Regions from separate parts of the Homo sapiens genome. Here region 2 is linked to region 1. A link is a loop called in an ENCODE intact Hi-C map of the cell type or tissue named here. Cell type or tissue: endothelial cell of umbilical vein. All regions are shown on one strand. Links, peaks and the distances in the headings refer to the core of each region. The heading gives the core; the rest is flanking DNA.

What was found. A loop is a pair of places that touch in the nucleus more often than their neighbours do. Peaks named below come from ENCODE experiments on the same cell type or tissue, not always from the same donor. Only the 100,000 strongest peaks of a DNase experiment are listed, where the experiment ranks them.
Region 2: it touches region 1 in a loop (5-fold over the local background); 1 of 110 quality-filtered maps calls a loop at or near these places.

Annotation. Positions count from the first base shown.
Region 1 is chr11:49,522,818-49,529,691 of GRCh38, reverse strand. No RefSeq gene overlaps it. Among named protein-coding and RNA genes, the nearest start is that of FOLH1, 320 kb to the right of the region's middle. In endothelial cell of umbilical vein, for the core only: a CTCF peak has its summit at 3,238 (motif pointing right); no DNase peak of the experiment used is centred there.
Region 2 is chr11:49,370,626-49,377,499 of GRCh38, reverse strand. It overlaps the pseudogene NOX4P1. Among named protein-coding and RNA genes, the nearest start is that of FOLH1, 170 kb to the right of the region's middle. In endothelial cell of umbilical vein, for the core only: no CTCF peak of the experiment used is centred there; a DNase peak (open chromatin) is centred at 3,439.

The DNA.
Region 1 (6,874 bases), core at 734-5,733:
TGTGCTTGATGTGCATACTTTAAATGATTATAATCATTTCATTAATATTTTATAGGTCCAGGATATATATCTTGATGTGTTCTGTGCACATATGAAATAATGCTTTATATGTTTTGTTGGCTATAATGTTCTATAAATAACAATTAGGTCAAGTTGGCTGATAGCTTTGGGATATAGATCTTCTATATCCTTACAAATGTTTTTCTAATTATTTTATCAATTATTTTGACAGGAGCATAGAACTCTACAAATATAATTGTGTATTTTCTATTTATTCTATTACTATTTCTTTTTCTATTTTGAACCTTGTTATTCTTTGCATACCCATTTTGGATTATCACATATTCTTATTGAATTTAACCCATCATAATCACATAACCACCTTTGTTTCTTATTCCGAAGTCAATTTGATTATAATTTGGCTAATATTTGCCTGGTATATCATTGCAAATTGAATCCAGCCCTACATTTTCAAAAGTATAAGATATCATTATTAAATAAGTTTAATTTTATAAATCCAGCATTATGTCAGTGGAGATTAAATTACTGGAGAGTAATTTAATTAAGTATATAAACAAAATACAAAAAAGTAATAATTATCTCAACTGACCTACACAAATATTTGACAAAAATTCAAAATTTATTCCTAATAAAAACTCGCACGACAGTAAGAATTGAAGAGAATTTTCTCAAACTATTAAAGTGTATCTATGAGAAAACTCACGTAAGACTGAAGAATTAAATGTTTTCTTTCTTGAAAATCAGAAACAAATCAAAAATATTTTTTCTTTCTAAATCTCTTTAATATTGTACTGGAGATAGATCATTACTAAAACAATATGACAAGATAAAGACAATGTATATGAATTTGAAATGAATAAATGAGTATTTATAGATATCATGATCGTCTATGTAAAAATTCCCACAAAATACACCCCTCAAAAGCTACTAGAACTAATCAGTTTAACAAAATCACAGAACACAAAGTTAACATACAAAATGTAGTTGTATTTTTTTCTACTATCCACGGTGTTATTAAGAGAAGTCAAAAGAGGTGCTTAGCATACAAAATTTAGGATGGCAATCACTTTCAAGGCTGTAGTACTAGCAAGAAACAATTTTAAATTAAAACTTTAAAAATTTTTGCAGTACCATCAAAACCCTAAAATAATTAGTGATGAATCTGTAAGATAAGATATAAAGTTGAAATTATAAGGGTAGAATCAGATTTTTTTTGTTGTTTTGGTAAGAGCTAGTGGTTGGGGAAGAGTAATTCCAAAATTAAACCAGGGAAGATTCTATGTCTTGACCATGGTAGGGGTTACAAAACCTCATACAGTTGGCCAAATTTATGTAACTAAATTATTTAAAAGAGTATATACTGTGTGCACATTGAACATCAATAAACTTGACCTCATCTGCAAAATATGTCAATGAAGAAATATGAATTGCATAAAACCTAGTATTGATTAATCACATCAGATTACTATATTAGTGATTCAAATGAATGTCTTGGTTCAGAATGATACCATGTGGTCACTATCAGCTTTCTCACATTCACCTATTTTAACACACACTATGCTATCATTTATTCATTTGTTCACTAAATCATCCTCACATTTATCTATTCAACAAATCTTAATGTATGTGCTGCAGGACAATCATTGTACGTAATAGAATAACCTAAGGGAATAGATTCAGGGGTCCTTTTATCTGAGTCACAGTTCACCTCTATTTTATCAGTGTGACCTCAGGGAGTTATATTATGTGTGATGCTCATGTTTTTTCATCTGTAAAATAATGTTAATATTTACCTCCATGTAAAGCTCTCTTGGCACAGTGATTCTGTGATATATCGTGTGATTCTCATGTTTTTTCATCTGTAAAATAAGGTTAATAATATTTACCTCTTTGTAAAGTTCTCTTGGCACAGTGTCTGGCACATATACATAATAGAAAGTAAAATATTTTCCCTTCCCTTCCCTTTATGCCAGCATTTCTAAAGTATGACTTCTGTGCTTTTGGTGTCAGAATCACTTGCTATATATTAAAATCTAATCTTTGAGAATATAATTGCAGAAAGTACAATTTATTAAGCATTGAAATTGGGCATGCAATGATCATCTGATGCCCCTAGGCTTCACTTGTTTTCACCTTCTGCCTCCATTCTTTTTTTTTTCCACAAGCAAAATTCCCACCTGCACAATCTCCCTTAACCTCTAAAAACAATTTTAACCTTGAACTATGATGGGTTTTATTTTCCTAAAAGTGTCATCAGAGGGCCTTCTGTATTATTTTGGGGGTGCTTAAGAATTCAGATTTTGAACCTCAATCCAGACCCACTGAATTATAATTTGGGGAGGTAAGAATTCAGGAATCTTCATCTAAATAAGCCTCGCAGGTTATTCTTATGCTCTGTAACATTTGAGAACTTTAGCCAAACCCAACAATCACACTTTCCAAAACTCTGATGATATTTGGGCTCAGTTCTGGCAACCCAATTCATATCTACTGTCCTGTTCCTGGTCCTCACTATCTAAGCAGCAGGACTGGGAGATTTCATTGTATTTTTCCTATGCAGATTTTGTCTCAAACCTGCAGCCCCATGAATGAGGGTTGTTTCCTACTGATATCTCTTTATTCTAAAAGTATTGATTGGGCAACTAGTGGGTGTCAGGTCCTAATATAAGTGAGGATATAGTAGTGACAAAAGAAAAAGCAAACAAAACATGTTTTCCTGGAGCTTAGTTTTTAATAATATAGACAGTCAACTAAGAAAATTAAACAAACATAGCCTGTTAGGTGGTAAAAATGCATTATAGAGAAAAGGGAAACAAGGATGGACGTAGAGATTTGAAGATATTTTAAGCAAGATGACAAGGAAAGGCCACACAAGGAGGAGGTGCTGGTTTACCTGCTGCTGCTTGTGCTTTCTAATATTGCTGAATGAAAAGTAATATTTTCATTGTTATTGACATGCCTACCCTCTTATTGGAAGCATGACAGTAATTTAGCATGTCCCTGGCCTCATACAGCCTGCTTGCCTGGCCCACAACATGAAGTCTCTTGCCATAGCCTTAAGATGTCAGATTCCGTGAATGGACTTGGTTTTCTAGAGCCAGGAGCTGGGTCTGGCTTTGTTTTCTGCCCCATGTCACTTTTCCTAAATTGGCCATTACCAACCACACATAGAATAGATTCACCTGGATTTGAAGGGTTAATTGCAGTGACAGGCTACCACCAGAAGAGGGTAGCAGAGGGTTGCAGAGTAAGAGCTGCTGCTGGCCTAGGTCTTCCCCCTACTGAAGAATGAAGTTGTCTTCAAGCAAATGACTAATACAGTCAGTCAAGAGGTGAGTTCACTGGCTAAAGCAATGGCCTGAGAAGAATGTTATTTATAAGAGCTGGGACTGGTCTTGAATTTCACATGCCTTGGAAGAAATAGGGAGTATAGTGTATCAGAGACGATTCTAGTGCCCTAGGATAATATAGATCTCTAAAGTATATCCCATAACATGAATGTCTACTCTACTATGGCCTCTGTCTATTATTCAGGTTCCTCTCCTGTCATTCCTACCCATTCAACCCCTGTTAAGTTCCACCCAATGAAGAACACAATGGCTTCTAAGCATACCATGAGATCTCAAGATTCAGACCTTACTTTTCTTTCTTTCCATAGTAAACATTTATTAATCTCAAGTCCCTTGCTTAAACTGGGTATATAAAACTGAAGCCTCAGTTCATTCCCTTATTTGGGAATAACATGAAGGTGGGACCCAAGACCACCTCTGGGGTTTATCGCTGCAATTCCAGGGACTAGCACAGTACCTGGTACCTTATAAACACTCAATAATTTTTATTGCAAAATTAATCAGTTTATTATATGAGGTAATTAACACAAATGGGAATTATTACAGTTCTTCTTTCTTGAAAGGGCAGCAGGATGACAAATTTTATTTCTACCTTCTGCTCTGCAGAAACCAGATATAATACCTCCTCTGTGAGGCATACCTAGCAGGAAGCCTCCCACATATTGAATGCTTTGAGCAGTCCCCTGACAGTGATATCAAGCAGATAAAGTTGAAAATGTATTAGAGGGAAGCAGTATTTTCTTAAAATGATCATCACTCATGACCCTTGGTTCAAACCAGCCCAGAGGTCATCCTTGTCCCTTGTGTTCCTCAGGGCCAGGACACTGCCACCTGTCAACTGCAGCAGATTTGCCGGCATCTCTCTCAAAACAAAACTAACAGGAATTCTGGTTTAAAAGCCACACAATATTCTTACCATCTAAAGCCGAAAAAATAAAACAGAGAAAGGAATAAGGATTGAGGTGTTTTTTTTTTCCTTTCCGACAATGTTGTAAAAACAAACAAAATAAGACAAAAAAAAACATTTATCTTTCTTAAACTTTATAAGATACCTGTAAAAAGGTATTATTTTAATTATTATCATTTGCCTCATTTCTGAGAGGTATTGAAATAAAGGGATGTAAAAAGGCTTGTTTGGGTCAACCACTGAGGTCTTTTCATTTTAGAGCCCAGGTTTGTTTGTTTGTTTGCTTCTCTTCTGCCATGTTGCCTCAATTCAATTTAGTGTAACTCATGTATTGTGTTTTATAACTTACAAAGTGTGCCAACACTGATTTTCTAGCTTATCCATCATAAGTACCCTATTGTACAGATAAAATACTAGTTCTATCTTTGGACAGATAAGGATACTGAAGTCATAACAAGAACACATGAATTTTGACTGTAAATATGGTCTTCCTTGAACAAATGGGCCCCCCTTGCAAAATGATTCAGTCTGCTTAAATTATAACCTAAGAATAGGCCAAAAGCAGGTCTTTGCAAGGTGAAATCTGTCCTTTTAGTCTAACATGGGTGCTTAAACTGCAACTCAAACTTGTGCAAATATAAGGCAGTAAAAACTTATACAAAATTGCATTTTCTTTATTCAAAATGCAGAAAAGAAAGCAAAAATCAACATTGTCATTTAATCACAGTCCCCACTGCTCTCTCGTGTATTTGTGTTGGGGAGGGAGGTTGTGGATAGCATTAGTATCATTATTATCAGATAAGTAGAGGAAGAATACAGACCAGGTGGAATTGGCCCAGTTGTTTGGCAGAGTGAATTAATGAGTTTTGGGTTGTTTAAAAAAAAAAAAAAGTAAACGTTAGTGCTTACTTTGGTGATAGGGTCTCATAAGGATTAAATTAGTTACATAAGAAAATTAGGGGAATACATTTGGTTTTACTTGAATTAATACCAGGAGGTAATAAAGGGAAATTCCCACAATAGCAAAGAATGATCCTTTGGCAAACCTAAAATCCAAATTGAAACATGACTATGAGAACTGACCTTCCTCATAATGTCAGCAATATTAGAGAGAAACTCAAGTATGGAACGTGGGGTTCAAGCTAATGCAATGCAGAAATTAAGAAGTAGGGAGAGCCTAACTGAGATATAGATTATACTTGAAAATCGCAAGATGACTAGTCAATTTTTATTGAGCAATTATTGTATGCCAGTCTTATTTAATGCATTTCCCATACATTTTTAATTTAATTATCACAATTCTACTAAGTAAATACAATGATCATCAACAGTGTACAAATGAACATTGAGGCTTAGAGATATTAATTTTTTTCTCAAAATCCCACAGGAAATAGAATCAGGCTGGGAATAGTTAGGTGTATCTGATCCAACTGCCTGTGACCTTAATTATTCTTCTTCATAACTTCAAGAACCTGGAAATATAATTTATAGCAGAAACTTTTTATCTCTAAATTATTCATTAATTTATATTCAACTCTGTCACATAGAGTTAACAAGACTTCCAAAAATTATGCTAATAAAGCCATTGCTTAGGAAGCTTCCTTATTATCACCACTTAAATTATAATCAAAATGAGCTATTTCAATGAAATTATCTCACAGTTTGCAAGTTTCTCTTCATTATACCCAGGAACCAAATGCATATGTCAAGGAAAAGCTTAGGTGAGACTTTCCTATTTAGCTTTTAGAAATGTTGACTTTCCAAGGACAAATTGGTATTATAGAATTGTTTAACAACTCTCAGATTATTTGCATCTATACAATGGAAGTGTGAAGCAGCTTCCATATGCAAAGAGATAATGATGGTTCTGTACCTACAGCTAGTTTGAAAATGTTCATTTCAATAAGCATGTCCTCTGTGACTGGGTGTGGTGTCTCACACCTGTAATCCCAGAACTTTGGGAGCCGAGGCGGGAGGATCATTTGAGGCCTGGAGTTCCAGACTAACCCAGGGAGCATAGTGAGATCCTGTTTCTATAAAACAAAACAAAAAATAAGTATGTTCTCTGAGTTGGGCTGTGATTGGTTGTGGCACTGGGGATGAGGGGAAAGGACTAAAAATAAAGGTAACATTTGAACCCTATCCAGGAAGAATGTATGCTTCGAATGAAGAGACTAATTTATTACATATTAAATAACTGATAATTTTTTCAAGAAAATTCACTAGGGAATGATAATATGTTGCTTTCATGATGTAAATGGATACCAATTCCTGAGTGATTTCTACTGCCAGGCACTATGAAAGAAAATTTTCATAGACTATTGTATTTAATCCTCACAACAGTTCTATAAAGTATTTATTATTTACTTTCATCTTATGAGTGAGGAAACCCAGATTCTGTCATGGTCATGGATATTTTGGGAATGAAAGGTATGGGCTTTCAGTTTGAGTGTATGAAGTTCTTGGCTTCCTCTCTTTCAATCTGGGATCCAGTGGGTCTTTGAAATATTATCGTCTAGAACAAATATGAAATTACTTCCACCTATCAAAATCATATAATGTCTTACAGTGCCTGCTATGTCTTATTCACTCTAAA
Region 2 (6,874 bases), core at 1,323-6,322, 150 kb after region 1:
AGGAGGCAATTTAAGTTAAAATGAAGGTACTAGGGTAGGCCCTAATCCAGTCTGAATGGTGTACTTACAAGAAGTAATTTGAACACAAAAAGAGACACCAGGGAAGTGCATGCACAGAGAAAAAGCCACCTGAAGAGGCATCAAGAACATAGCCATCTGCAAGTCAAGGAGAGAGATCTCAGGAAACCAGTCCTGCCTGCATTTTGATCTTAAACTTCCAGCCCCCAGAACTATGAAAAAATAAATTGCTGTTGTTTAATCCACCAGTCTGTGGTATATTGCTATGGTAGCCCTAGCAAACTAATACAAGAAGAAAGAGCATTCAACAGAAACAGGCTCAGAATGATAGAGACGACAGACGTGGTCATTGAAACAGTGATGATACACAGGCTTCATATATTCAAAGAAAAGCATAATCATGATGAGATGATAAATGGAATATTTTTAAGGCCCAAACATAAATTCTAGAGATGGAATGCAATATTTGAAATGATAAATATACTAGATGAGGTAATAAAAGAATAGGCATTGCTGAAGAAAAAGTAAACTTGAAGAAAAAGCATTAGAATCTATCCAAATTGAAGCCCACAGAGAACAAAAACTGAAAAAAAAAAAAAAAAAGAAGAAGAACAGAGCATAAGTGGCCTGTGGGACAATACCAACTAGTCAAAAATACATGTAACCGCAGTCCAACATGAGAGAAGACCAAGGGAGAAGAAAAAAAAAAAATAAAAGATCTCATTAAATCTCAAGGAGAATAAACACAAAGGAAACTATACCTAGGCAATTGATAATAAAATACTAAAAACGAGTGACAAAAAGAAAAACAAAAAACCAAACAGACTAGGGGAAAAGACACATTACAAATCATCAACAGAAAATATAAGAATGAAATATAAGAATGAAAGTGAACTTTTTGTCATAAACTGTGTAAGTCAGAAGGCAATGAAGTGATATCTTCAAAGTACTAAAATATAAATCAAGACATCAACTATTATATATCAAGCAAATTTTATGCCAAACAAAAATGATTTTTCAGAAATGAAGATGGAATAAAAACTGTATACAAACAAAAGCTGAAAGAATTGTCAGCAAACCAGCACTATAAAGGACACTAAAGAAAACTACTCAAGAAGTAGGAATATAAAATTAGATAGAAATTTGAATCAACCAAAGGAAAGAAGGACACCAAAATAGTAAAATCTGTCAGTAAATATAAAATATTTATTTTGTCTAATTTCTAATATTTTTAATATATGTTAGATGTTTAAAACAAAAAATACTAATAATGAGAATTATAACATATGTATATGTAAGATGAATGCAAAAATAGCAAAAGGGATGGAAGAAATGGAAGTACATGAAGTGTTACAATATTATTCAAAGTACCAGCCTGGCCAACAGAGTGAGATCCCATTCCTACAAAAAATTTTAAAAGTTAGCTAAGCATGGTGGTATGCAACTGTAGTTCCAGCTACTCAGGAGACTGAGGTGGGAAGAGCTCTTGAGCCCAGGAATTCAAGGTTGCAGTGAGTCTAGATCATGTCACTGCACTCTGGCCTGGGCAACAGAGCAATACTCTGTCTCTAAAAAATAAACATAAACATAAACATAAAAAATAAAATAGGCTGTGATAAGCTAATGATGTATACTGTAAACTTAGAACAATGTTTCTTTAATTTTGGCTTCATCAGAATCATTTTAGAGACTTCATAGAACACAAATAGTTAGGTCTCCCCATCCCTAGTTTCTGATTTGGCAGATCTTGGATAGGGCTCAAGAATTTGCTTTTCTAACAAGATTCCAATTGATGCTGGTCTAAGGAATCCAGTTCAGGAACCAACAACCTAAAGCAATTACTAAAAAGAAAAAAAAAATACAGAGGCATGTCTAACTTTAGAGAAAAAAGTGGAATTATAAAAAATACTCAACCCAAATCAAGGTAAAAAAAGAAAATAAAACAAAGAAAGAACAAATAGATAAGTACAAAGCAATGGTGAACTGCTAGATTTAAAGCCAACTGTATTTTCATTAAATTAAATGTAAATGATTTAAACACCGAAACTAAAAAGCTTCAACATAAAGCAAACACTGATGGAACTGTAAAGACAGATAAATTCATAATTATAGTTAATTATTTCAATACTCTTCTCTCAGTAATTAATACAAGCAGCCAGAAATTCAGTAAGCCTATTGAAAACTTGAACATCACTATCAACCTATTGGAACTAATTGGCATTTGTAGAATGTTCTATCTAACAATAATGGAATACAAATTCTTTTTAAGTGCATATGGAACATTCACCAAGATTGAACATATTCTGGGCAATAAAACAGGTGTCAATACATTTTAAGGGATTAGAATCACAAGGAGTTCATTTTTAGATCAAATCCCAATTGAACTAGAAATTAAGAACAAAAAGATATCTGGAAAATTTCTGCGTTTTTGGAAATTAAACAACATTTTTAAATAACCCATGGGTCAAAGAAAAAACATAAAAAATAAAACATATTTGAACGAGATGAAAATGAAAACAAATCAAAATGTATAAGATTTAGCAAAAGTGGTGTTTAGAGGAAAATGTACAGCATTAAACACTTTTATTAAGAAAAACAGTCTGAAATCAATGACCTATGTTTCCATTTTAAGAAACTAGTAAAAATTAAGAAAAGCTAATTAAACCCAAAATGAGCAAAAGAAATAAAAATATATGAAAATAAATGATGCTATACTTAATAAAATTTAAATTACTACTGAAACATAATGTAGCTTCCATTAAAATGAAAAGAGAATTGAGTCATTTTGTTTCTTTGTATAAACTTTCTGTCAACACCATATGATGGCAATAAGATACCATTATTTTCTTGCTTGGCTTTGACAGGGCAATTGTAGAGTTAGTTTGGCAAGTTTTTCAGATTTCCTAAAGGCACTTCTTAAATACTTGATAATAAAATCAAGTATTAATTATAAAATAAATAATAATAAAATCATTATTTTTAAATCACACAGGATATTATGATTTTTGTGTTTCTTTAACATTTTCTTTTGCAATTATTAACTAGCTTAACTCTCTGATATCCTTTTTGTGTGTGTGCGATTTGAGGATTCCCTAATGTCACTCTCACTAACTTAATGAAATCTTACTTTTTTTTTTCTTTTTCGAATTCTACAAGGAATCTTTGCAATTCATTTGTACTAAATTTGCATTAGAATGCTGCAATCCAACAATTATCTGGAGACCTGTCTACACGACCTTTGATGGAATGAGTGGAGGTACATTCGGGTACTAAGTAGAAAATGTGGTTTGGGGTAGACATTAGAAACTAGTTCTATAAATGTTCATACTTGCTTTTTCATGTAGACTTGTAAACGCAGAATCTTACATAATGAGAACTTAATCACTCCGGAGAGCTTATTCACTCGTTGTATTACAGATCCAGGAGAACTGAGTCACTTGACTCAGGGTCACAGGAGTAAATGTGAGAGACTAAACTTAGTTATTCTTAATTTGTATTGTTTGAAAACACTACAAGGCAGTAAAATAAAGATATAATCTCAAAGATTTCACCCAATCCCAGAGTAGTAATTCTCTACTCAAAAAGCCAAATAAAGTTCAACTTTTCTTTCTCTCTTTGCATCATGCATAAACTTCACAGCTCAAAACAGGATATACATTTTAATTACAAACAATAGGAAACCAAGTTGGGGTTAGATATAATAAATAATTTTCTAATAGTTTATTAAATACTAAATGGTTTACAATGTAATATTTAGAATATCTGTATTTCAACAAAATTAGTTATTAATTCTTTTAGTGTTACAGTTAACATTCTGCTACAGCATTCTTAGTAAACATGGGAGTTTCCTGGAGCACCTCCCTACCTCCCATCTAAGGGGAACATGCTAAAATAAGATTGCCACTCTTTATCTGTGACAAGCTGATTATGACCTGCTGTAAAGCACAATGAACTTGCAGTCAGGACATTTGTGTTCATATCTGCATTCTGGCTCATTAACCATGGCTTTTGATAAATCATTATATTTTGAGGTCCTAGCTTCTTCATTTGTAAAATAAAAATGAAGGCAGGTTGACTCCTAAAGCTCCTTCACTTTCCATGATCATGTAATACCATCATATAATTCAGTTTCTGAATTTAAAAAAAGCAACAAAGAAATGAATGACTGTCACACACATGTGGAAAGTAAATTAATTCTGACTTTTAGTTTTTGTAGAGCAGTACCTAAATGTGCATACCTGTTGAGCCAGCAATTCCAACTCAAAGATCTTAATCTACTGCAATACTCTCACATGAGAAAGTATGTACAAAGATAATTACCACAGCACTATTTTTAACTATAAAGAAATATAAGTAATCTAAATATAAAGAATTAGGGTAGTAGCAGTCATGTTATTCATACTCTAGAATACTTTGAGGTACAATTACACAGAAATTGTCCACGATCGAAAGAAGCACATCATTAAAAAGTTAGTTGGTTCTTCCTAGCAAAGCCAAGAAAAAAATAAAACAACAAGAACAACAAAGTAAGCTGAAGAATTACTTGGCATAGATTCAATTTTTGTTAAAAAACTAAGGTTTTGATTTTAAATATATATCACACACACACATACAAACATATGTTTACATATACTTTCATAAGTACACACACACACACTCTCACACAAACTTACAAAAGCTTCTGTAAGAATACATAACGAAGAGTTACCAATCATTACCTCTGGGCCAGGAGTGTTTAATGCAATTTAAATTTGTATTCTACATAGTATACTAACCTAATGCCTACTGGTAATCATTTTCTGAATGCCTACTGGTAAAAATATGTAATCATTTTCTGAAAGTTAAAAAGTGTTGCCCAACACATGATATTTTAAAATCTTAACTTATATGCCTGTCTTCCCTACTGTTATCTCCATATGTTTTCAGCAATTTGTGTGCATGAGGTTAATCAAAATGCTACATTGTAAATGAAACCATCCATTTACACAGTGCCTTTGTCCAGTTAATAAGACCTGAAGAATGTTGATTCATTCTTTTCCTAAGTATGCTACATAAAAATCCTTCAGAAAATGTAAACACATTTAAGGCACCTGCCTGAGAACAAATACACAAAGTCAAAGTGTTGTACAAAATGTCAACAGCAGATGGTGCACATTTGCTCTTCTTAAACAAGTTTTCCATTTTTTCCAGAAAAAGAACAAACTACTAAATATATACACACACACAAATGGCTCTAAAACACAAACAGCCTAACAAATGAGACTTCTTGAGAACTAACAGTAGGAACCAACAGCCTCAATCTATTTCCCTGTAAATAATCTGCTCTTTAGGGATTTGGTTTCTGAATTCAGCCAAAGAACCTATCAGTTTTCAGCAATATACAATGAAAATCAACAAAAAAATTCTTGTCAGAAGCAGTAAATGGCACTAAAGAGGAACATGTCTGCAATGCATAGCAAGAGACAGATGAGTATGACAAGATTATCACATCTAAGATGGGTGATACTGGAGAAAGATGGGAAAGGAAGATAGCCAAAAGTGGGTTGAAATCATTTTTTTCTAAATTTCAACTCTGAATATTACAAAAAAGTTCTGCTTTGTAAATCATGCTTACATCTTCATCCCTAATACTACAAAAGTGTTTTAAACATGACTGTAATCTGAATCACATGGGTAACATTATTCCTTCATAAATTTTGCTTCCCAGGCTCCATTCTGTAATTTCTAAAACAAAATCTTTGAAGGTAGAGATAGGGATCATCTTGAATCAGTGATTTCTTCAATAAATTATATTCATCCATGATTTCCTAAATTGCATTTTTAAAAAAAAATCCATTTAATAAGCTGGCCTGTGCATTTATAATCAAATATCCTTTTGATGTTTATAAAAATATATTTTTAAAATTATGAAGTGTTCAACTATATAAAGTAATTGAAATGATAACTCAAGCCAGAAGTAAAAATTAATACTAGAGCCTTATAATTACAGAAAATTTTAAAATGAAATATTTAATTTATGTTCATTCTTTTTGCTGAAGTATGATTAGGATTAGGTTAGCAATAAAAACATGATTAGTTCAAATGTAAAAAATTAATTGAATTTTGATAAAATTATATGGGTTAATGGGACAGAAATACAACTTAAATGAAAGAAAAAGAATGATGTAAAACATCCAACTGCTAAAAGAAAAGTTTATGTATTTTTGTAATAAATGATAATATCATCTAGCTATATTTATATTCCAGTGGATATGTTTAAAGAAATTATGTTAATTACAAAATGTCAATATCTGCGATATGTTAGAAATCACATCTTTTACAACTATGTAAACTTATGATGAAACTATTTAGATGTAAACCTAAAAATATGTGAGTGGTTATATAGTTTTCAAAATCTTCTTAGAATTCTTATAGATCAGTGCTCTGCACTATGATAAATTTACAAAAGACAAATGGGCTGGCTGGTCTGTGCCCTAAAATGAAAGCTTTCCTTCTCAGTAATTTCTTCAGATCATAGACACATAGTCCATAAGAACAAGATTCTTTATAAAATTATAGTTTCTAAATAATATTTTTGGAAATATTCTAGGTTTAAAGACGGCATATTACAATGCAGAGGGTTTTTTTAAAAAACAAATAAACAAACAAAAAACATATTCATTATGGTAAAAAAAGGTACAAAAAATGTGATTTTTAAATGAATTCATTGTTAGAACTAATTGTAAAGTTCTTTGTTTGGAAACATGATTTTGAAAACTTTTCCTAGGATCACCTGATATATGCTGTGGGAGCGAATACCCATTTTTAATATAGGCCTATACAAATTTATAATCAGATAGGAGAGTTTAGTTCATAA